Regions from separate parts of the Mus musculus genome. Here all the other regions are linked to region 1. A link is a loop called in an ENCODE intact Hi-C map of the cell type or tissue named here. Cell type or tissue: left cerebral cortex. All regions are shown on one strand. Region 1 overlaps Psd3 (pleckstrin and Sec7 domain containing 3). Region 2 has its middle 110 kb from the start of Nat3. Region 3 overlaps Psd3 (pleckstrin and Sec7 domain containing 3). Region 4 overlaps Psd3 (pleckstrin and Sec7 domain containing 3). Region 5 overlaps Psd3 (pleckstrin and Sec7 domain containing 3).

Evidence for each region. Peaks named below come from ENCODE experiments on the same cell type or tissue, not always from the same donor. Only the 100,000 strongest peaks of a DNase experiment are listed, where the experiment ranks them.
Region 2: it touches region 1 in a loop (2.8-fold over the local background); 3 of 42 quality-filtered maps call a loop at or near these places.
Region 3: a loop joins it to region 1, with 2.9 times the contacts of the local background. A loop is called at or near these places in 5 of 42 quality-filtered maps.
Region 4: a loop joins it to region 1, with 2.1 times the contacts of the local background. A loop is called at or near these places in 2 of 42 quality-filtered maps.
Region 5: it touches region 1 in a loop (2.2-fold over the local background); 2 of 42 quality-filtered maps call a loop at or near these places.

What each region holds. Positions count from the first base shown.
Region 1 is chr8:67,812,117-67,817,116 of GRCm38, reverse strand. The region is part of intron 9 of Psd3 (pleckstrin and Sec7 domain containing 3); the gene reads left to right. Among named protein-coding and RNA genes, the nearest start is that of Gm32888, 49 kb to the left of the region's middle. In left cerebral cortex, a CTCF peak has its summit at 2,239 (motif pointing right); DNase peaks (open chromatin) are centred at 2,252, 2,914, 4,076 and 4,446; H3K4me3 peaks cover 3,803 bases; H3K27ac peaks cover 4,829 bases.
Region 2 is chr8:67,629,679-67,634,678 of GRCm38, reverse strand. No RefSeq gene overlaps it. Among named protein-coding and RNA genes, the nearest start is that of Nat3, 110 kb to the right of the region's middle. In left cerebral cortex, no CTCF peak of the experiment used is centred here; DNase peaks (open chromatin) are centred at 2,228 and 2,829; H3K27ac peaks cover 3,111 bases.
Region 3 is chr8:67,702,344-67,707,343 of GRCm38, reverse strand. All of the region lies in intron 15 of Psd3 (pleckstrin and Sec7 domain containing 3), which reads left to right. Among named protein-coding and RNA genes, the nearest start is that of Gm32888, 160 kb to the left of the region's middle. In left cerebral cortex, no CTCF peak of the experiment used is centred here; DNase peaks (open chromatin) are centred at 230, 415 and 2,266; H3K27ac peaks cover 2,636 bases.
Region 4 is chr8:67,868,753-67,873,752 of GRCm38, reverse strand. All of the region lies in intron 9 of Psd3 (pleckstrin and Sec7 domain containing 3), which reads left to right. Among named protein-coding and RNA genes, the nearest start is that of Gm32888, 7.4 kb to the right of the region's middle. In left cerebral cortex, a CTCF peak has its summit at 1,991; DNase peaks (open chromatin) are centred at 1,530, 2,003, 2,561 and 3,078; H3K27ac peaks cover 1,160 bases.
Region 5 is chr8:67,762,507-67,767,506 of GRCm38, reverse strand. All of the region lies in intron 10 of Psd3 (pleckstrin and Sec7 domain containing 3), which reads left to right. Among named protein-coding and RNA genes, the nearest start is that of Gm32888, 99 kb to the left of the region's middle. In left cerebral cortex, no CTCF peak of the experiment used is centred here; a DNase peak (open chromatin) is centred at 2,142; H3K27ac peaks cover 1,658 bases.

The DNA of each region.
Region 1 (5,000 bases):
CAAGACCCATAGGCTTGAAGATGTGTAGGAAAGGCTTTGGGAGGTGGGTCTGTATCATTTTGGCCTTCCCATGGGCTCTATCCAGACCCACTGGGAGTGGCATCAGGCCTAACCCCTTCAACCTTATGCCACTACCCTCCTCTCCTGCTCCCTCCCAGCCTCTTCCTCCTGTGTCATTACAGTATTGAAAGACTTTGGTCTTAACAGGTTTCCCTCAAAAAAGGGTAGAGGATGGATGGTGACTAAGAAATATGCTGGCTATCTATCACATTACATTATGACACAGTGCAATCTAACCCTATCAATCATTAGCAAATTAACCTGGCTCTAATAAGTTCTTCACAGGTGGCTTTTTCTTGGTAATTTTTAAGTACTCATCTTGGGGAAAAGCATGCATCTTTTGATAGTCTTTTAATATGACCGGAATGAGCATGTCTTGGTTCCCACTGCAACTGCTATGCGACCTCCCATGGTATGATGACTACAGTCTCCTGCTGGCATAAACCCCAAAGGCTATTAAAGTATTAAGTAGGTGTAGAAGGACATGCATGTGGTTGTCAGTGTGGTTATAAAATTTACTTTGCAAAGAGCACTAACTTAGCATCTCTGAATTTTATTTTAATGAACATTGTATTTATACCTTGTGGTCAGAATACCTGAGAAGTCAGAGGTCATCATTGGAAATGCTTTTGTAATCCAAACTCCCACCCTGATGAAAATTCAATCATTTTAATACTTTTGGTTTGCTCAGAATTAGGATGTATGGATTAACATTAGAAGCCAGAAGATGACAAATGAGCAAGTTTATCCTTTCTAATACCTTCTCTATTTTTTATGCAGTTGCAGATACTCCTATTTAATAGGAACCTGTACACTGTGGGAAGAGTATTGTATGTAAGCTCCTGGTAGAATTATAATCACATGACTATATACATGTAAATGTATAACATATATGGATATTATATGACCTCTTGAGTTCTGAGGTATTTATTAAAAATGTATCTAAGGTCTTACCTCCTAGACTCTGTCTCTGTCTCCCAGTCACCTTGTCCCTGCCTCTCTTCCTTGTGTATGTATTCCATTAGAGTTAGAGATTAGATTAAACATTATCATTCATTAGCAAATTTTGTTCACTAAATGAAGTTAATTGAATATGCTAAGCACTTGTACCCTAAACTAATTAACTGAATTTCATTATGGACAAGTGTAATTACATGGTAATCTATGTTCTTCTCTGTACTGGACATAATATATTCAAGTGCTAATAGTTAAAAGTATTATTCACCTCAGCTGTATCTAGTAGTGAAATATTATTAGTTAAAAGCAAATCAGTGTTGTTTTCCTGTTAATCAGTTAAGTGGTGTTTTTTAGTTATCTGACTCTTCAGCAAAAAATAAAAGGTTTTTTTAACCTGGTGATAAGAAAGTTTATTTCTTCTACCCCATCTGACTCTTGCCTCCATTAAAGGCAATAATAAGATAACATCAAGCATCTCAAGATAATGTCTAGAATTGAATTCTCTCCCCAAAACTCTACCTAGCCCATTCTAGAGTGAGTATAATAGTTTCCACATAGTTTAATCACAATATGTTTTATATTCTTGGAACACTGTTATCTTTGGTGTGTCTTAACTTCTGTTTTGTTGGCCATAAAACTCACTAATTTGTATAACTATGAAATTAGTTCATCTGCAGGCTTCACTTTTCATCCAATTTTGCATTTTGTGTTTTATTTGAAGAAAGTGTTAAAAGGTTTCTGAATGGATCACTTACTTATTGCCTTAAATTTTTAAAAAATATCTTTCAAGATTTTTTAACTAAATGTTTTAAGTGAAGAAATTGAATGATCCAATCTTTGTGCATCATGTTGTTATACTCTAAGGCAAATTATTTTATATCCCAGACAAATTTTGTGCGCTGTTTTCATAGAACTTACTGCCCCTCCTGTAGCACTCCTCCCCCAAACCCATCCATATCCTTAAAAGTGATGAAATCTTCTTTCTTCTGAAGAATATGATTTTTCCTTTTTCTGGATAATGTTTATATCAAATTCTGGAACAGATAAAATGTAGAGGATATTTAATGTTAATAGTTTTTTTTAAAGAAGGTTGCTTTTACATTTGTGGAAACTAGTATTAATTATCAAAGTGTCTCATTTGAGCCTGACTATGAATGCATTCAGCTATTTATTTGTCTTTTAACTGATACTTGTAGAGTTCCCATTAAGCTTCCTGGCCATGAGGGGGCACTACAGACCTTCCTGCTACCAGGGTCAACTGGACAGACTAGACACAAATAACAATTTAGAATCATTTGGTGATATTGATTCTTGACGTTTGTATGTCTTTATTCAGTTCCTTATTCTATCCATTTATGTGTTTACCATGGTGCAGGTTATTGAATGAACTTCAGGTCTCACATATGCATGGAAATTACTCTACCATGAGCATCATGCGAATTTAAAACTACTGAACGTGTCCACATTTCCTCCTTTTCATCTGGTTATATATAAAATATAAATTATATGCTATATCTTAATTTTTTCCTTGCTTAGATTAAGAACTGTAAAAGCTGGTGTTCATACTTTGATTTGTTTTTCTGTGCCCAACTCTTACCAAACTACCACGTATTTACCTGGGCCAAATCTCAGCTTGATAATGCCATTTTTTAATGCTGTTTTAGAGTGTAAAAATAACGTGAGTGGCTGAGGCATGTTGTTAGGGAACAATAGAACAACATCCACTAAGAATTCTCTCATTGATGAGGGGGTGAATTTAAATGAAATGTTTAAAAAAATTTTTTTTGATAAAGTAGCAAGGAAACTTGAGACACATCTCATAGAACTCATGGTAGTTGGGTGATGTATAGTGAAAAATTGGCCATCTGCTTTGTGAGCCACGGTGCTGCCCAGGCAGAGTGTGGGCTTTCCTCGTTAATTATCTCTGTGCGTCTCCCCCAGTCATTTCTTGCTGAGACTTACAGTAAGCTGCAGTTGATGAAATATCCTTCTTCTGAGCCAGGTTAAGCCATTGTTATTCTGTTATTCTGTTATTGTTATCTGATGGACTTATACTTATTCTGTAGAAAGAAACCTAAAGACCAAGCTCACTTCAAGGAAGGTGAGCATTACAGCATGGTAGATAAGTCTGGGTTCCTGGAGATGTTAACTGTAAATATGGGAGAGAGAAAGGGAAGTGCTTGGCCCCACAGCACTGCTTGGGAAATGGTTAATTCATTGCTTTGTAAAACATGTTGCAATAATATTGAAGGGCGCCATCAGCTCTATTCTTTTTAGTCTGCAAAGGAGTTGCTTGCATTTTCTTTAGCAGTGCTAGGTTAATGCTAATCACTTCTTCCTCTGTGAGTCAAAACTATATACAAAGGAACCTGAAGAAGTCTTCGCAATGCCCTTTTGTAACCTCAGATTTTAGTGGGAAGTTCGCAGACTGATGTCATATTTTCTCCCTGGATTTTTTTTTTAAAGACAAAAAACTAAATCTGGAAAGGAGATTCACATCTGCCTGTTTAAAAGTGTGTCTTGTGTAGTATGGAGGAATTATATTCTCAGTTGATACTGTCCTTGCATATGTAATATAAATAATATAATATGTAACAGAATATTTCACATTTAAACTCTGAAGTAGAAGCAGAACATATTTCAATCCATATAAGTGGCCGTTGAAAGCTTTTGGGGAGATATTAAATTGGCAATTACGTCACAATATTAACAACATCCATCATAGGTGTTAGCTAGATCTCTGGCACTGTGAAAGAATCAGGGGCAAATGCAAAGATTGAGAGGCTTTTCCCCAAAGCTCTTTTCTTACTATCTGTTATATTCTCTTTACACTATACCTCCTGTGTTCTAGGACGCTACAGTTTTGCTCAGTGTGATTCTGCCAGACTAATTAATCCAGATGTATTAATGTTGTTTTGTTTTGTATTTCCCAGGGTAGACCTTAGGAAGAGACAAGGCTTGCTCTGGCAGCTTGTTCCCCAGATTGTGTCATTATCAATAGGTGTTAATCCACCTCAGGATTTGAGTCAGGCTCTTTAAAGCACAAAATCTGCGTTTGGTTTTATTCTGGTTTCCAAGCTGGCAGAGTGGGTGGGGTTTTATTGTTGGGTGTAACCTTTGCGGACCAGCGCCCATCTTGGGCACTGAGTTTTGTGGGTCCTGTAGTGCTTTCTTGTATGCTAACATGAAAGCCCCCAGGATGTACAAATGACTCTTTAGGAGTAAGTGTTGAACAAACTATCCTCCTGATTGGGTGGCACCTGCTGACTCTTGGACTTAATTAAAAGCAGATCCTCCACCATCACAGTTGGATCCATTTTCACTTGAGAAAATGACATTTGGTGGTATGTTCGGGTTGAGTCTCTCAAAAATAACTCTCAATGCCAACCTGTGTTCTTGTTTTGCTGTTCCTCCATGTAACATCTGGACACTGGGGAAAGAAAAGCCAGGCTATCCAGTCACACTTATAAAGGTGCTGACACTACTCCTCTAAGAACCGAGGGAAGGGAAAAGAAAATCTGTGATAAGAACGAAGAGGTGGGGAAAGGACATGCTTTAACAAGTCAATCATTGTTGAAAATCAGGGCAGTTAGAACAGAAATGCAAGAGGACTCATTCTCTAACATTTCCTTCAGGACAGTCTGCTGGGTGGTGCCTGCCTGTTTCAGTATTTAAGGATTATAAATGCATATAGTTCTTTTCTTTTAGGGGATATTTGTATCATATATATACATATATGGAATCTATATGAATTCATAATGATGCAGACATTGAATAGCTGAGTATGACATATTCTTCCACATCTTACGAATTGCTGTCACTAATTGTTTTTGTTTTGAATTTTTCATTATCATTCCAGTAGGTTGGATTATTACTTTTATAAAACCAGTTTACCATGTTCTGATGGACACATCTTCAAATGCAAGATCCGATTTCAGTAGAATTTGATTTGGGCAGTAGATTCTTTAGCATGCTTCATGTCA
Region 2 (5,000 bases), 180 kb after region 1:
TGTCACGATTTCTTTTCATAGAGAACTTCATAAGAGAATTTTTCAATACTTCTATCTTGTTTAATGTTCCAAATAGATTTTTAAAACTGGTTGAGTGCATATTACTTTTAGCTTCAGAAGACATCATGTATATTTAAGAGGCATTTAAACTATTATAAATTATTTTGCTGACTTAAAGTGTCAATACTGAGTTGTATATTTTAAAATAAAATTTATTAGTTTAATTAAAAAGATAGAAAGGAAAAAGAAAAAAATAACGATTAAGATGAGATCTACCCTCTTAACATATTTGAAAGTACATGCAGAACCATACAGTTAACTGTTGGGCCCACGCTATAGAGTGAATCATTAGAATACACATGCATGACTAACAGAAGCTGCATACCTGTTACAAACATCCCTCATTTCCTCTTCTCCAGTTGCTGACAGCTGCCACTGTCTTCTCTGCAGCAACTGTGAAGGCTTTAGATGCCTGAGATAGGTGGGATTATGCAGTGTTTGTCCTTCACGACTCCCTTGTCTCACAGGCACAGTCTCCCAGGTACAGACCACTATGGTGTTGGACAGAGCAGGATTTTTCTCTGTAAATGCTTCCAGCTTCGGCACATACCTGACAGCTCCATTACTCAGAAGGGGGAGGCAGAAAGAGTTTAAGGATAGCCAGAGCTATATAGCTAAGTTCCAGCCCAGCCTAGGCTACATAGAGGGGTGCTGTCTCAAAACCAAAGAAGCAAATAAACAATTAAATAGTGAATTCACAAAAGCTCAATAACATTACATTGAGTATATATATATATATATATATATATATATATATATATATATATATGAATGCACATATATGATATATGTGCATGTACGATATATACATACCACACACATCTCATGTCTTTGTCCATTCACCAACTGACTGACATCTGATTTATTTCCATTTGCTGTCAACAATTCTACAATAAGCATCCTGGATACAGCCATTTTGTTCAGGTCCAGATTTCCATTCTTTTGTCTATACAGCCTGGAGTAGATTGCTGGAGTTTATGATAGTTCTGGTTTTGATTCTGGAGAACATCCTACTTTTTCCCACAGTGTGCCCACGTTTCAATTCCTCATCCAGGTGCCACAGAGTCCTCAATATTTTACAAAGCAGTGGCTGTCCTAACAGACATGAGCATTTCTAGCAGGGGTGTTAGAGCATTGTCAGAATGGTAAAACCACAACCCTGAAGCACAGTTGACGTGCCCAGCCAGAGGATGGATTTCTTCCCTCAGAATACTGAAGAATCACAAAGAGTTGAACATATTTAAAATTAGTCCCACTATTAATCCACCTTTCAGAATTAGGTAATTTACAATCAGCCTGAAATCAGCTTTGAAATTGGCCGGGGCACAGAATTAAACAAGCGGATGAGAATGTCCTCAGTGTCTGACTGCAAAACGCAAGCAAGTTTGCAGAATTAGGCTGACTTAATATTCTACATCAAAGGGCACACAAGATGGCTCAGCAGGCAAGAGAGCTTGCTGTAAGCCTGACAAGATGTGTTCTGTGCCCAGAGCCCACAGGATAAAAAGAAAGAAGGCTCTGGCATGTGCATTCTCCAACGCACTATGTACATAAACTTATAAGGAAAAATATTAAAAATATCGCATGGCATTTATAAATCATAACCTTTCCACAAGCTTGATCAACTCTGTCAACCTATAAATATGGAATAAACATTTATTTATCAAATGAGAGAAGAGCATTCAAGGTTCATATCCTAAAGGGATTGTCTGACCTGTTTAAACCTGGGTGATACTGTTTTCAAATCACTGAATCAGTGAAGCTTGCTCACTTGTATAGCCTTGCTTCCACTCCTTAAATCTTTACTGCATTCTCTGTTGCTCTTCCATAGGTCTAGCCATGCCCCAAGCTGAGATTATAATAGGAAAGGTCAGCACATAGCTCAGACCACAGCACCACCTCAGTGAATGTCAGCATTAACAAGGATGAGCACAAAGATGAGCTGGTCCTTTTGGCACAGCTGCATATCTGGTGACAGCATTATAGTGCCTGGCAGAGTCCCTTCAGAGTTACACGAGACTTTTGCATTTTCCCTGCATCCTTGCTCTGTATAATGCCATTTCGTCTCTGAGCCCACAGAGCTGGGTGTGCTACACTATCCCATACAGACTGTGTAAGCACCGAGATGTCCACACAGTGATGATGTCACCTAACAACACGTTGCTCAGGACATATCCCTGTCACTAAGGGACACGTCTGCATACACCCGGCTCTTCCTCTTTTCACTTTAGAATCTCACCATCTGTAATCTCCACTCAATTCTGATTTCCTTTCCTCATGAACTATTTCCAAGAGGGGCAGGAGGAGCCTTTAAAAATCTCTGTACTTTGCAGAAACCTACCTGGGGAATAAACCCTATTTTGTGTTTCCCTATGTCCACCTTCAGCTAAGACAAGGTGTAACTCTGCACCCACACTTATTACTCTACTGCAGGAAGATTCCCCAAAGGCCTAAAGGGCAAAGCATGGGACTGGTGAAGCCAGCCAACATCACTATGTGATGGTAAGCATGGGGCAGAGCAAAGAGCTCTTGAATTGCTATCTGACACCATGCTGAGTGGGCAAGGCAACCAGCTCCCAGTGTGGGTACTAGTTAGTCTATTTGTCTATGCATAAATGCCCTTTACAAGTTGCCTGTTAGGTGTGGCCATCCATAGCAGCCAGACCTTCAGTGCTCCCCCAGCTACTGCTGTGACTGTGAGACACATTCTGTTGCCTAGAGACAAAATCTTCTACCATGATGTCAAAGCCTAACCATTTATATCTTCGCGTTCCATTGGTGGAAATCACCACCTGGAACAAAGATCCTGTTTTCGCATGCTACCTTCTTGAACACATGGGCAGCTACAAATAGCTCAATGCGTTCCCATCAGCTGCTCCTCGTGTATAAATGGTAGGAGAGATTAGGGCTAAAATGAATGTGAATTTCAAGAAAAATAATCAGTAACTTAGAACTTGGCAGCATATGTTGTTTAAAACAGAGAGTATTTAGAATTTTCTTCATCTTAAAATTGTCATTGCATGTTCCAGTGGTGGCATGCTTTACAGATTCTGGTATTTTGTGCAGTCTGTTAGAACTGACCTCTAATCATTTAATTGTCCTAATTGTACATAGAAAAGAGAAATTTGTATCTGGTAGAAAGAGAAACATCATTTTAGTTAGTAGTTTCCTTCAGAGTTTTTTTTTTTTTTTTGAATATGGAGAGTAAGGGGATTTGCTTGTCTTCTTGAGTTTATGTTTCTATTTAAGAAATCACTTCATGAGGCTGGAGAGATGCTAGTGGCTAAGAGCACTTGCTGCTTTTTGAGATGACCAGGGTTCAGTTCTTGGTACTGCCTGTAAGTCTAGCTACAAGGGAACTGAAACCCTTCTTTTGGCCTATGTGGATACATGCATTTGTGTGTACATACACAGACAAGCACACAGACATTTAATTAGAATGTGTATTCATCATTTTTAAAAATTACTTCATGCCGGACGTGGTGGCACACACCTTTAATCCCAGCAGTTGGGAGGCAGAGGCAGACAAATTTCTGAGTTTGAGGCCAGCCTGCTCTATGGAGTGAGTTCCAGGACAGCCAGGGCTATACAGAGAAACCCTGTCTCAAAAAACCAAAAACCAAAAAACAAACAAACAAAAAAACCAAAAAAACCCTTTCAGGTCTAAAATATATTCTATTTGGGTTCAGCAAAATATTATAGATTTATTCAACAAGTAAATGTTGGGATTCAAGAATGAAATAAGTAAAAACTCAGGTATAAACTAGGCTTTCCATCACCTAAGCTTTGCACTGCAAGACATGCTATTTTGTTTTGCTGTTTTACTTTGTTTGAGACTGGTTCTGTTCTGCATGACCCAGCGTGGTACTGAAGGGCCTGTCCTAGGTCTGCCTCCAAAGCACTGGAATCATAAGTATGCACTACTGTGCCTGCCTTGGGAGAAATTTCAACTAGATATTGTGCTCCTTAGTTTTTACCAACTTGATACAAACAAGAGATACCTGGAAAGGTGGAAGCTCAGTTGTCGAATCAGCACATCTATCACACTAGCCTGTGAGAAAGATTGTGGTCTCTGGGGCACTGTGTTGATTAGTAATTGATGTAGAAAGGCCCAGCCCACTGTGGGCAATTCCATCACTGGTCAGGTGGTCCGTGGTTGAATAAGACAAGGTAGCAGAGTAAACCAAAGGAAGCAAGCCTGTAGGCAGCATCTCCCCACTCTCCAGTCCTGACCCCAGGCTTCTAGCATCAGTTTCTATCCCACCCTTGATTATAGACTCTCATGTATAAGATTAATAAACTTTTACTCCCCAAGTTGGTTTTGAACTGGTTTTTCTTCCACAGCAACAGAAATCAAACAAAATCAAGCAGCTTCTCTCTCTCTCTCTCTCTCTCTCTCTCTCTCTCTCTCTCTCTCTCTCTCTCCCCCCCCCCCTCTTCTCCCCCCCTCTCTCTGTCTCTCTCTCTCTCTCTTCAGTTTGTTTTTGTCACAAGTGAAATATATCTTTCAGGAGGGTAGGTGGAAACTGGCATAGAGGTCTGCCATGGACAAGGTTAGAGTTTTATGAGGTGCCTTTTGTTTGTCACCAAAAAATGTTTAACTACTGTCAATCATGGCATCCTCTCTAAAGATACAATTTTAGAGTTTTAGCAAGGGTTTATTACTGTCCAACGGTCTCAAGATAACATGATGAATGTGAACTCTCTGAAAATGTAAACTGGTACCTTATATAACCAATTCATTTGTCTGTTCACAAATCAGAGAAAGGGAAATTGATTGAAGCCGTGGTTAAGGACACAGAGGAGAAAAACCAGGAGGAACTGGCTCAGGTGGAGTGGGCTGGCATGCTTTCCATCTGAGTCTTGCTTTGCCTCTTTCTGGGGTGTGTAGATGGTGCTCAAGATGGAACAGAAGTAGGATTCTGGGAGAATCCTTAAGA
Region 3 (5,000 bases), 110 kb after region 1:
TCTGCCTTGACAGGTAGATTGCAGTCATTGCCCTAGACAAGGTTAGGTCTCTGAGAAGGGCTTTGTTAGAAAACTAAACATGTCCTTAGCTTGTTGTGTTTTGCACCCTCCTGTCCCTCTTGCTCCTACTCCTCCTCCTTCTCCTCCTTCTGCCATCAGATGACAGCAACCAAAGGCCCTAGCCAAGTGCTAAGGCAATGCTCTTAGACTTCTCAATCTCCAGAGAATGAGTCAAAGAATTCTGTTAGAAGTTACTTACTCTTGGATATTTATAGTGGCCCAAAACTGATAGAAACATGTTCCTTTGTGCTTAGAAGGAAGACACTTGCTGGTTAATGTGTTCTCACATTTGTATTAATCATAAGAGTGTCAGCTTCTCTTATGACTGAAACCAGGCCTTAGAAGCTTCCTTGACTTAGTGGGCTGGAGTTCAACTGAGTCCCTTCTCATAAAATTGTGACCCAGAGTAGCATATGCTCATGACTTAACACAAGGAGGACCCACACAGGCCACATGCCTGCAGAAGTCAATTTTAGAAACAACAAATGTCTACTCTAACAAGACATAACAATATTTTAAGAGAGAATATATTAAATCTAAAAAATCTGGGGCATTCTTAAAGATGCATTCTTTCCTGAGTTTGTATTTGTCTTGTCAATTAAATTGACTTTATTTCTTCTCAAGCTGGTATGTTTAAGGACAAGAATACATTGCCTACAGTCATTACGGGAAAGTGTCTGAAGGCCACACAGTATTAATTAGAATTGGCTAAGCTTCCATTGCACTGTCTGATTTTTGTTTCATAGTTGTTAGTGGGTAGTTAGCTTGATATATTTCCTTTTGATAAAATTCTGATTACTTCCTCATGTTGCTCATTTTTCATTTCTCAACACTGTACCAGTAATTTCCAGAACAGGAGCTCTGCAACTGACACGCTTCCCATTCCTAAGAGCAATGGAAGGCCCATTCCAGCCCCCTGCCAAGAGCCACAAAGCAACCCACCTTTGAAACATTATCTAGATACTAAGTTCCTTGTTCTTAAAGTACAAAGACAAGAGTTATTTCCCTTTAGCTCCCTAGTGACTAATAAAGAGAAATCCCATTAACCTACTTAGAGATAATTGGTACCCCAGTCTGTCTCTGTAACTGGGTCTAGCCTGGAACTGAATGCTACCTCCTTTGAAGACAGCATCATAGACATAGTGTCATGTGTTTGGACTTGAGGAACCAAAATAGCACAAGTTAATAGAATTCCTGGAAATTTAACTTTTTTTTCCCTTTTAGTTGAAAGCTATCTTAAATTATGTACAAAGATAGAGACCAAAAATCAGCAATATCTAGATGTTCATCTCAGGTAATAATAGAATCAAGAATCTTTGTTATTTGTAATTCCATATTGTATTACACAATGCAAAAAGACTAAGAAGTCTTGAAGTTTAATCTCTCACTGATTACAGTTGCCAGCAAAGGGAAGAAAGGCCTAGAAACACATTCTTTGAGCTTCATTTAAGGAGAAGTTAGTGCCTTGCCTTGAGAAGACAGACTAAGCATTCAGTTATTTCCTTGAACTGACTCAAACCCTAAGTCTTTTCTTAATCAGCTGTGCATATGTTCCTAAAGCGTCTTCTTTAATGACTGTCGCTTTCCTTTTGCTTAACATGGCATCCAAAGGAAAAGGAGATGAGAGTGAAAAAAGGGAGGGGTATGATTAGCAGAGACTGGGAGTCATCTGCCTATAGTTCTGGAGGATCTGGAGAAAGATGTGGTGTGAGCCAGAGTCAAGACCAGCCTATGGCACTGTAGCAAGACGCTTTCTCAAAAAGCAAAGCTCTGTACTAATCAAAACTGTGCAGTTCTGATAGCTAGGGCACAGCTCAGTCATCGAGTGCTTACCAGTTATACATAAGGTCTTGGTTCTAATCCTTAGCACATGAATACAGACAAACAGACAACAAAAACTTAACGTGAAACTGATGTATCTATTAAAAATCAGTTGTGGGGGAGTGGTTCAGTAAAACAGAAAAGATCCCAGAAATGAATTCCTGAATATAAGTGTGATGGCTATTCTTGGTTGTCAACTTAACTACATCTGCAGTGAACTAAATCTCAAGCAGCTGGGTACCCATGTGAAGGATTTTTTTTTCCCTTAATTAAATCATTTGAAGTGGGAAGATATATCTTTAATCCAGATCTTTGGAGGGGGGACGATCTACCTTGAATCTGGGCCACACCTTCTGCTGGCAGCCTACATAAAGAACATGGAAAGGATGCTTTAGCTCCTTTCCTGCTTGTTAACACTTTCCCTAGCGAGTCCATTCCTTCACTGGTACCGGAGCCTACTTCTTAGGGTTCTGGCATAAACTGAAGACAAGCTGAGACATACAGCCTCATGGACCGAACAACTACTGGATTCTTGGATCACCCATTGGTAGAGAGCCATTGTTGGACACGTGGGACAACAGCCTGCAAGCTAGAATGACTGAGAATCTAGTTGCTTCTCGGCCCACAAGACTGGATGCCTCAGAAGTCCCCTGTGCTGCAGACCTGAAGGGCTTCTTAAAAACTATGACTATTGTCTATACTTGAAGGCTGAAGAACTGAGTTTTGATGGAAGCAGCAGTGATAGACAGCAGCTATAGAATAGATAGGTTCACCAGCAAGAGGCCAAGGCAAGCAGTCAAAGAAGAACAGTGTTTCCCTCTAACCTCCTTATATCAGGGACACCTTCCCTGTTCCTGTCAATCCTTCCAGAAAATGCCTTTTACAGACTTACACAGAAGTATGACTTATTTGACTCCAGATTCAGTCAAGTTAACAATGATGATCAATGAATACACATGCAGAGCACACAATTACAAATACTGCGTGCTGTACTTACATTCCTTTGTTTCTGTTGCTGATAATTTGACACAGTCTGAGTAAGTAAATAAGAGATTCATTTTGGCTCATGGCTGTGGTTCATGGTTAAAGGCTGTATCTGGACCCACTTTGCTAGCAGGTTCCAATCAGCCAAGCATAGGGTATTGCGAGACAGTTTGCATCATGTGTGTAAAAAACTTGGCCAAATTAACTTTGATTACAGATTTGATCATAAGATAAACCCATTTACCTGCATTAATCCATTAATCCACTAGAGAGGACAGGCTCTTTATCACCTCCTAAAGGTCCCACTTGGCCCTACCTTTTAATATATCATAATTGGAATGTAATTTCAACATAAGTTTTTGAGAGGACAACCTGTATTCAAAGGGTATAGAATGCTTCAATTTCAAAGAATAATGAAATGGGAATCTATTGTAGTGAGTGGGCAATGGATAGGGTAGCTTGGACCAGAGTACCCATCAAAGCTTGCTCAGGTTATGCTTTAAGGAATGCCTAGAGCATAAAGAGACTGATCTGCCCATCATGACTTACACTGATGGATTTTGTACTGTGTAGTTGTGACAGACAAGCTGTAGTGAAGCACTCTGGAAACTGGGGGTGAGGAGATGGCTTAGTTGGCAAAGTTCTTGCCAAGCAAGCATGCACATATTAGTTTAGATTCCTGGAACCTTTGTAAAAGCAAGGAACAAGTAAGCATATGAACCTCCACCTACTGGGGAGTAGAAACAGGCAGATTACTGGAGCTCACTGGTCAGCCAGGCTAGTTAAACAAGTGAGATCCAGGTTCCGTTAGAGACTGTCTCATAAGAGGACCGAGGGAGAACGTCAAGTCAAACTGTGGCTTATGTACATGTGCAGTGTGCCTACTGCATGAACATGTACACGCACACACACACACACACATACATACACACACACACACACACATACATAAACACACACTGATAGCAAAAAACATATTTTTAAGGATACAGTGGATAACTTCAGTTAATTCTTATAGAATCAGAAGCAAAATCAAAATATAATCCAAAAGATTATTAACATGAGTGTATTATATGTTGGGTTTTTTTTTAAAGGTAAAGTTTTTGTCTTAGAGAGGTAAAGGGAAAATTTACAGAAATAGCAAGCAGTATTTCTCTAGTTCAAATGTTTATATCTTGAGCAAGTAGATTAGTTTTGTATACCTATGGTTCAAGATACAACTTGTTTCACTTTCCTGAACAATAAATTCTTGAATTCCAGTAATCCAGTCATCAGTCAAGGTGAATTTCTCACCATTGATTAATTTTATACTCATTTATGGTCAAAACTGTTACAAGGAGGCCTGGGTGCTAACATTGAGAATAGGCACAGCCACACACCATTGGTTATCCTGTTTTGGGGTTGAAGCTAGACAGTCATTTTTTGAGATTTCTCTTAGAACACAATGTTTAGTATTTTATTTTCTAAGTAAGCTTTATTTTATGGTTGCAGAGGGCAAGGAAGGGACCATAGAATGATAACAGGTGATACTCTCAAAACACTGTAGGCACAATACCTTTTGTGTGTGTTAGTGCAAGCTTTTGACTTCTGCTTATATCATTATAAAAAAGGTTTTCATTTCTAATTATTTTAGAAACCACATGTCACTAAGATCATTAGAGAACATTAAAGCCAAAATCAATACTGAATCAAAAAAAAAAAGTGTGCAGACATTATTAGTTTTTTAGTTTTCCCAGAATGCAAGGTATGCACACTGAAAATGTATAGTATTTACTGTATTTAGATAATGGCTTACCTAAGTGTGCAGATAGGTGCCTACTATATAAGAAGAATGGGGTGAAAACCCTCAGGTTCTTTCATGTTAGGAGTCTGATCTGCCCACTGCTGCTTTCTGAAGTTAGCAATAGTAAGCTAAGTGGTCATGAAGAAAGTAAATTGCACATCAGTTCTGCCATGACCTTCAGGAAAGCAGACTGGAGATAACAAGTCTGTACTTGAATAAACAAGCACTTTGCAAACTCCTTGCTCTGTTTCTTTTGATATGGCGTTTATTTCTTTACTTTCCTGTATAGAAATCGAGAAGCAAACTTTGCTTTGTGTGTATGTTACTGCTTATTTTGTCTAAAGATGACCTT
Region 4 (5,000 bases), 57 kb before region 1:
TAAGGCAAGTCACCTCATTGCAAGATTATTTAATTCTTGAAGTAAATATTTCATTAGAATGCAAAAGTAGGTAAATTATTATTTATCTCATTTACAAAACATAAATTGTTTACTCAAAGTATTATCTTAAGGAAGTAACTTCATTTCAAGTTGTTAGTTTGATGGAATAACCCTAGACAAAAGGTTTTGAAAAAAGAAATATTTTGAGACCATATTGTTTGATAAGAAGAGTGTATTTCCTATCATTCCTATGGGAGCTCAGTTCCTTCTTACCCTTCTTAATGATTGATACCATGCTTTGTATATCATGGTACACACACACACACACACACACACACACACACACACACACACACACAGAGAGAGAGAGAGAGAGAGAGAGAGAGAGAGAGAGAGAGAGAGCGCGAGCTAGCTAGCTAGCTTCCTAGGCCAAATCAGCAATTTAATTTTTAAAACACACTTGAGATGGTTACAGTTCTCAGAGTTATCTTTAGTCCATTAAACAGTAAGTGCCATATACTGGAACTGTCCCACAATATAACCTTGTGTATTATTTTTGTATTAAAATAATCAAATAAAGGATTGTTCTTATTTCCCCATCAACTTCCATGTCTCAGTTGAGGAGCACAGTCCTTAATGGGACAGGTAGCACTCCATGCCCTCATGTAGCTTAGAGTCTGAGAGAATACATGATAAAAGAGATTAGCTAATGTGCTACTCAAAATTATGCACAGAATGTGTCTATATCCAAAGCAGTGTTACTAGACTTGCTTTATCTATCTAAAGTCAGATGAAATTTAATAGGATTTAGAAGTTCTCTCTTTAATAAAAGGCATACTAAATATATTGGGTGAAACAAAGATGATTAAGACATGAGTTCTGCACTGAGGAAGTTTTAGTCAGGTATAATATTTTTCAGACCTGGCCATCCATTGAAATCTCTGGGATAAGGAAAGAAAAATAAGAAGCAAAAATATCCCTACTCAAATGACAGCATATAAAAGCAGTGAATCTTGGAGAAAGGTCTTGCAATTTGACACCAAAGTAAACATACCTTGTATAGTTGATTCCATTGAAAAGAAATGAAAGGAAATATTATAATAATAACCAGAGCAACTTTATTAGCAGTAGTTCCAAATTAGAAATCATCCAGATGTCACCAACAGATGAGGGATGATAGTTTCAATAAAAGAGAACCGTGTGAATGTAAAAAAGAACGGACTCCTGACACACAGATGGTAGAAAAGAGAATCAGAGAGAGGGGGGGAGGGAGAGAGAGAGAGACAGACAGACAGACAGACAGACAGACAGACAGAGACAGAGACAGACAGGGAGAGAATGTGTGTGTGTGTGTATGTGTGTGTGTGTGTTGTATGTGATATGCATATCCATTACATGTTGCTGAGGGCGTTCAGGCCAAAGAGAAGCAATCTGGGAAGTCACATTCTACAGGCAGAATGTAGTTGTCCTTTGGAAGACAATTCTGATGGATGCTCTGTTTCCAGAAGAGGAGGTATTTTTGATTGGGGGCGAGACTCAGAATCCCAGTGTGGAGAGAAGCTGGGCAACAGTGTGTGATACAGTCAGAACAGCCCTTCCACATGAATGCATTTTCAGTGTGTTATTATTTACAATGAGATTGTTCAGGCCAGTGTAACATGAAGTCAGAATTTTACTTTAGATCAAAGTATAGAATAGAAATGTCAAAAAGTTTATTATCATTTGCTGGGCATAGTTGTACTATTTTTAAAAAGACTAGGGCGGTTTTATGCTGAGATTTTTTTTTTTTTTGGTACCACCTTCACATTGACTGTTAGAACTTTGTAGAATTACACTGGGAAGTATAAAAATCTATTTCCATATTTCTACATTTCTGGAAACTCCCAGTCTATAATCCAAGGAATGTGATATTACATAAAACTGTGACACTCTTACATTATTGTCTACAGGACCTCTCTCTGAGTACAACTAGTGGTCAACTTAAGTACAGTCACAGACTGGAGAAGATCCTGTGGCCATGTGGCACCTCCCATTTGTCTACTTAAAAGTCACAGCTATATCACTCAGTGTTTTGTAGATAATCTATATTAAAGAAGAAGTCTTCTGTGGACATTGCCCTGCACATACATTTTTGTTTTGAAAGATATGTATCTATACAAAAAGTTAGAGAATACTTCTTGCCTTCCTTTTAAAAATACAGTGTAAGTGTGGACAGTTGTTATTAAAACTTCAAAATGTGTATGTGTAAGATCTAAAATACTGAGATCAGCATAGCTAGGTGGTCCTCTTTAGAAGCTGGATATGAGAAGTAGGGAGGAAAGGGAGGCTGTGGTGGCAGGAAGCCACGGGGTCTTTCACTGGGCACCATCAATTTTGCTTTCCTTTGCTGGTGGTATTCTTAGTCTTCCCCAGGCTTACTTCACGTCTCTCACCAGTGTTTGTTTTCCTTCCTTGTCTTCCCACCTTCCACTCAAATCTGGAATGATATTGGCCATGTGATCACAGGCCCATGACGGAAGCTCATTCCCTCTGGCTTTTTCATGATGGTGAGAAGAGAAATAGATATTTCTCGGCTGTGTGAGTCAGTGCTAAATCCTTCCTAGCAGAGTTAACTCAGCCCATCAGCTCCTGCAAAGGAAGCATAATTCCTCATTGTGGGGACAGTCTCTGGTCACTGTCCCGCCTTCATCTCGACTGACATCTTGATGTAAGCATTGCACTTTGTACGCAAAGATTGGACTTCTGTTTCTAAATCTGTCCTTCTCCTGCTCCTTTGCTGCTCTACAGTGTTAAGATGCATTTTCTGGAAGCTCTTAAACGTCCTCGTCATATCTTGTATGCTCTTATTTCCACAGCAGTTCCGATTGTCAGAATATATGTCTTTGCGTGTCCACTCAGTCAGTTTCTCTGGAAAAATATCATTTTTAAAGAATGAAACTAAACCAACAAATTTACATACACGGGCTGGACCTAGGTCCCCAGCACATATCTAGCAAATGTGCAGCTTGCTCTTTATGTGGGTCCTGAACAACCAGAGCAGGGGTTGTCCCAAAAGCTATTCCCTGTACGTGGGATTTGTTCATCTAGCTGACTGCCTTGTCTGGCCTCAATGGGAGAGGAAACACCTAGCTTCACAGAGACTTGAAGTCCTGGGTGGGAGGATGCACAGGGAAACTCCCACTGGCTCAGCGAAGAAGGGGAGGGAGATGGAGGAAGGACTTTGGGAGGAGGTGACCAGGAGTGGTCAGTGAGAAAAATGTTAAAAAACAAAACAAAACAAAACAAAACAAAACAACAACAACCCCCCCAAACCCATTAAATTAAATAAAAAAATAATTTCTTCATTTTCTTCTCTTCCACTTAATTCAAAGTGTACTTGGAAGATCCTCCTTTCTGTAGTGTAGCAAATGTCAATACTACTTAAGCTGGTATCCAAATACTCTGTGTGTGTGTGTGTGTGTGTGTGTGTGTGTGTGTGTGTAAAGACCAAAAAAAATTTAAGAAATAGAGTACTTGTGTTTGATAAGCCATTCAGTCTTGAAAATCAATTTTACAAGTACTTTATTTTTGTAATCATGTTATTTTGAAAATGGAGGTACCACCATTTAAAAGCCAATCCTGCACATGAACACACACACACACACACACACACACACACACACACACACACACACCATACACATGCATAGATGCACACATGCCATGAATAATATCTGTACTCATATACAGACTTATTCCTTGGTCCCAATAAAGTATGTCTTTTGTATTTGCTTGCAAAATAAGTTGATAGCTCTTTGGCTGGCCATATACCATACCATATATAACCTATAGGGACTATTTAAAATGAAAATAAGAACAGTAACAATACATTTATCTACATTTTAGACATAATAATTTAATCATATTGAGAAATGTTTCAGTGTAACATTATGCAGCTTTGGAAAAGTAGTATTTTAATAGATGCTATTAGGTGAAAACAAATCAACACAGATTCATCAAACTCTAGTTATAGCTTGTTTTTTCTAAGGGATGGGAACTAGCATTTAGAAACTACTCTGGTATGTATATATAGGAATTGAACAATAGGCACTATATTTGTAGTGAAAAGAACTGTGTGCTTTCTGTCCTAGAGGACAGTTAGGGCAAATGATCCTCATGGCACCACATGGCAGGATGTTCATGATTTAATTCATAGTCTTTGATGTCTGTGTGCATGGATGTAGATGGTTCTATAGGCACAGGTTTCTGGGTGTTATATGTTTCTTAGCCTTGCCTATTAAGAAGACCTAGAGTCAGTCACTTACCCTTGGTAGCAGTGAATAGGGTTAACATCCAGTCCTCAGTCTTGAATATAGTTCACTAGAAAGGAACTATGGTATGCTGGAGTAGTCGTTGGATCTAGTACTGGAGCAAAGGAAACACAATTTGAAGTAAGACCTCTTGCATTGTCAGAAAGTAAGGAAGTACAGAAAACGAGGAGAAAGGGCTGCTAGGAGATCAGGCCAATCCAGAGGAACTCCTAAGTACCCACACTGGAACAGTTTAAGGAAGAAAGTGATAGCCCTGAAATAATGTCCACAGAATAAAATAAATATCCATGAAAAAATAAGTGATGGGATTGGGGCAGTTTATTCATTACTGAAAGATTTAATAATGAATGTACAAAAAAATCCACCACTAGACATCACAGTAATTATCATTTACACACCTATCAGTGGGCCCCAGAAGTAATAGGTAGAAGTTGGAGAAACAAAATATTCTCATACCCATAAATATTTCTCTTGGGATATTAATTATTTTCTAAGAGAAAATAATAACTTTTTGGTATAGACACCTAATGGGTACCATCTTGGTGAGTCACTCAAGGCTTACAGCATTGCTCTAAGACATAGTGCACCAAGACATCTCTGAAGATCTCATTTCCCTGCATCCTTCCCCAAATATCTGACTTCACTATAAGCACAAGAAACCACTAGCCAACTATGAATGAGTGATACACT
Region 5 (5,000 bases), 50 kb after region 1:
TTTCCTGGTTTCCCCTCCTAAAACCCCCTATCCCCTACCCCTACCCCTCCTCCCCAGCCCACCCACTCTCACTTCCTGGCCCAGGCATTTACTGGGGCATAGAATCTTCACAGGACCAAGGGCCTCTCCTCCCACTGATGACCGACTAGGCCATCCTCTGCTACATATGCAGCTAGAGCTACGAGTCCCTCCTTGTGTTTTCTTTGATTGGTGGTTTAGTTCCAGGGAGTTCTGGGGTTACTGGTTAGTTCATATTGTTGTTCCTCTTATGGGACTGCAAACCCCTTCAGCTCCTTGGGTTTTTTCTCTAGCTCCTTCATTGGGGACCACATGCTCTGTCCGATGGATGACTGTGAACATCCACTTTTGTGTTAGTCAGGCACTGGCAGAGTCCCTCAGAAGACAGCTATATCAGAGTCCTGTCAGCAAGCTCTTATTGGCATATGCAATAGTGTCTGGGTTTCGTGGCTGTTTATGGGCTGGATCCCTGGGTAGGGCAGTCTCTGGATGTTAGACCTTCCGTCGCAGCTCCAAACTTTGTCTCTGTAACTCCCTCCATGGGTATTTTGTTCTCCCATTCTAAGGAGGAAGGAAGTATCCACATTTTGGTCTTCCTTCTTGAGTTTCATGTGTTTTGCAAATTGTATCTTAGGTAGTCTAAGTTTCTGGGCTAATATCCACTTATCAGTGAGTGCATATCATGTGAGTTCTTTGTGATTGGGTTACCTCACTCAGGATGATATCCTCCAGATCCATCCATTTGCCTAAGAATTTCATAAATTTATTGTTTTTAATAGCTGAGTAGTACTCCATTGTGTAAATGTACCACATTTTCTGTATCCATTCCTCTGTTGAGGGACATCTGGGTTCTCTCCAGTCTGATTTCCAGAGTGGTTGTACCAGCTTGCAATCCTACCAGTAATGGAGGAGTGTTCCTTTTTCACCACATCCTCACCAGCATCTGCTGTCACCTGAATTCTTGATCTTAGCCATTCTGAGTGGTGTGAGGTGGAATCTCAGGGTTGTTTTGATTTGCATTTCCCTGATGATTAAGGATATTGAACATTTTTATCAGGTGCTTCTCAGCCATTCGGTATTCCTCACTTGAGAATTCTTTGTTTAGCTCTGTACTCCATTTTTAAATGGAGTTATTTGATTTTCTGGAGTCTAGTTTCTTTAGTCCTTTGTATATATTGGATATTAGCCCCCTATCAGATTTAGGGTTGGTAAAGATCCTTTCCCAATCTGTTGGTGGCCTTTTTGTCTTATTGACAGTGTCTTTTGCCTTACAGAAGCTTTGCAATCTTATGAGGACCCATTTGTCATTTCTTGATCTTACAGCACAAGCCATTGCTGTTCTGTTCAGGAATTTTTCCCCTCTGCCCATATCTTCGAGGCTTTCTCTCCACCTTTTTATGTGAATATATAAGCTGGGCATACCCATAAAATTTAACAGTGCCCCCATAATTATAGGGACAAAGCTAATAACTGACATCGAGAATGTTAAGTGTATTTTGCAAATAAAAATAAGTCATTTATATAGCTTTCTGGCAAAATTGTAGGCAAATAAGATATATCAGTTGCTAGGTATTGCATGCAATTTTAAAGAAGGCTGTAAACAACCATATGAACACTCTGAAAGAAGTAGTTTAAACAAAGAAAACATTAATTCACCACAATAATAATTGTCATTGGAACATCCATTTATCAATGTTGATATAAGTCAGAGACAAACAAAAAGCAAGATATTAGTTAAGAAACTATCCCTACTAAAATACTTACAAAAATATGATAATTTTATATCTAAATCGGTGAGAGACACTACTTTAAGTCACCATGTTAAGTACTTTCGTGACCAATAGACCCTCTACCCCTAGATTTGATGAACTGAAAAAGCGTACATGACCTAAATTGTATCCTTCCTACCCTGAACCCAACTTCAGTGCAATGGAAAAACAACAGACAAATCTAAACTAAAAATAATTTTCAGGCTAAGTGAGCAGCGTTCTTCAAAGTGTGAAGGTCATGAGGGAGCAGGGAAGGCTAAGGAACTGTTACATACTGGGAGAGAATAAGGAGACATGACAGTGATGGCAATGACTAAATCTATTTCAGGATCCAGGATACAATTCTGGAACAAAATGTAGATTAATGAAACCAGGTGGAGGCTGGTGGAAATGTCTTTTTAATCCATAGTATTTTACCAATGTTAATTTTTTAGTTTAGAAATGTCACTGTGGTTATATAAGATGCTAGCAGGAGAAGCTGGACATATGGAAACTCGATGTACTGTCTTTGCAAGTCTAAAATTATTCCAAAATAAATGTAAAGTATGGATGCTTAAGAGTTTCAATTTTAACTTCATTTATCTCTGTTATATACAAGATACCATTGGTGGATGGGCCATTTTTCTCCATCTTTCTCATTAACTACTTTTGAAAGTAATTTATTTATTTATTTAAAATATATTTTGGAGGTGGTTATTTTAGTTAAAATTTTAGTAAAAGAGCTAATGGTTACACTTAATATAGAAAAAGCGTTAAGATGATAGAAATGAAAATAGCAGTATACAGACCTTTCCTGTGCTGTTTAGTTTTCTGGCTATTTGTCAGGTCCTGTTAGTAGCTCTCGTCTGCCCTTCTTACTTGTTTAATATCTGAATACTGACTATCTGATCTGTTGGCTTCTTCATTCTTGCAGTGTGTCATAATCTCAGATTTAAAGTTGTGTTCAGTGGTAGGGTACAGAGATGTAAAAAGCACGGGAAAGCAAATAAGAATGTCACAGTGGCTAATATGCTGAACCATGCTTTCATGGTAGTTGGCAAAATATCACCTCTTAAGACTCAGAAGCACTGCAGAGACACTGCATTGGCTGGCAGCTGTCTGTGGGGTTTAGATGGTAGTAGGGAGCCTGTTTGCTAGGTAGATAAAGCTCATTACTATTCACTGGGATCCAACTATAGGTATCTGTTGTTCTATATTCACCTGTTGTTGTGCCAGACCTATATAAAAGTACACTTTATAATCCCTGCCAGCACCACCACTCTTTGAAAGAAGATGACCAAGAAGCCATCATAGCAGGAGAAAGGAGAGCTGTAAATATTCTCATAGCTTCATTATCTCTTAATTACTAAATGTGTGGGGTTGGGTTTTTATTTGGACTCACTGAGTCTGTTCCCTTATCTGCAATTTAAAATACTAATATTGGTCTTACATAATTGCTATGATTATTAATACTTGGCACATAGACTGTCACTAATTGCTGGATGTTATTGTAGTACTTTTATTTAATGAAAAATCAAATAAGTCTTTCATATTAATTTTCTTTTTTCTTTTATTGAAAATAGATTTTTTTCTCATATATCCTGAATATGGTTCCTCCTCCCTTGACTCCCCAAGTTCCTCCCTACTTTCCCTCCCATCTAAATTCAGCTCTTTCCTGTGTCTAATTAGAAAATTAACAGGCTTATCCTAAGGAATAATAATTTTAAAATATAATAAGATAAAATAAAAACTAACACATCATAATTGGACAAAATAAACAGAAGGAAAAGATCTCAAGAAATGGCAGAAGAAACGAAATCCCCACTTGTTTGCATATCTGAGAATCCCTTAAAAACACTAAACTGGAAGCTGTAATATCTATGCAAAGGAACTGAAGGGTAAAGAGAGAGAAGAAAATATGTAAATAAAATCAAAATTAAAAGTAAGATAAAAAATTTGAAATATTAATAAAAGAAAAGCCCTGAAACATCCTTATGAAGCAGGACCCTCCAGTGGTTTTGTTGAGCTCATTCCTTTGGCCATCCACTGCCTGACATGCGGCCTACACTGAAGAGTAGTTTGTTTCCTCAGGGAGGCTTTGTTGGATGACACTAAATTTTTGTTTCCAAGTACTTATCACTTTGAGACTGCTTCTGGACTAGGGATGGGGGCATGTATCCTCTTCTCCTTTCTGTTCTAGTACCCAGGCTGGTACAGACCCAAGCGGGCCCTGTGCGTGCTGCCCCAGTCTCTGTGAGTTCAGATGAGTGTCTATCATACTGATTTAGAGGTCCGTATTTAATTAGTGTCCCCATCCCATTTGTCTTATACATTTGTTCTGCTTCCTCTTCCACAGGGTTCCCTGAACCCTGAGAGGAGCGATTTGATGGAGGCATCCTTTTTAGGCCCAAGAGTTCCACTCTGCACAGTGTCTGGCTGTGGGTCTCTCCATCTGTTCCCATCTGCTGGAGGACAAATCTTCTGTGATGGTGGCTGAGCAAGGCACTGATCAATGAGTGTTGTAGAATGTCATTAGGAGTCGTTCATCGCCTCTTAGAAGAAGAGGAAGAGGAAGGAGGAGCGGAGAGGGGGTATTTGATTTTACCTTGGGTCCCTGGGCCGTGTAGTACCAGTTCTTGGTTACACAAACTAGGTCGGATATGAGTTTCATCTCATGGAGTGTGCCTTCAGTCAAATCAGATATTGGTTGTTTATTCCCAGAGGCTTTGTTAATACTGCACCAACATATCTTGCAGGCATTATAGAACAAAAGGGCTTCTGGCTAGGTGCGTGTGCATGGCTCTCCTTTGGTAGCCTCTAGAGTTTCTTTCTGTGCCAAAGATGCTGGCATTAAGGCTCTATGTCAGCAACAACTATACTCTTTGTTCAGAGAGTTGTGTATTCTCTGTTCCCAGTAATGGGGTCTTGCATTTAGTTTATAGGGAGCAAGCTATAGTCTTGGTGATATCCTGACTTGTTTGGGGATTTCTGTGGGACCCTAAAAACAACAAGTCAATTAAATATAACCGAGTCCTATTACTAAAAGCTTCTTTTGATGGCAGGAGATGGCCAGTCGAGGCTCTATCTCCCTCATTATTTGGTGAATTCATTTAGATTGCCTTAATATATATATATTCCTTCTAACTTGGGTTTTCATAATACCCCTCCAATGATTCTTAATTTACCTTCTCACCCCATATTCCCTCCCTCCTCTCCCTCACCTTTCCACCTCTC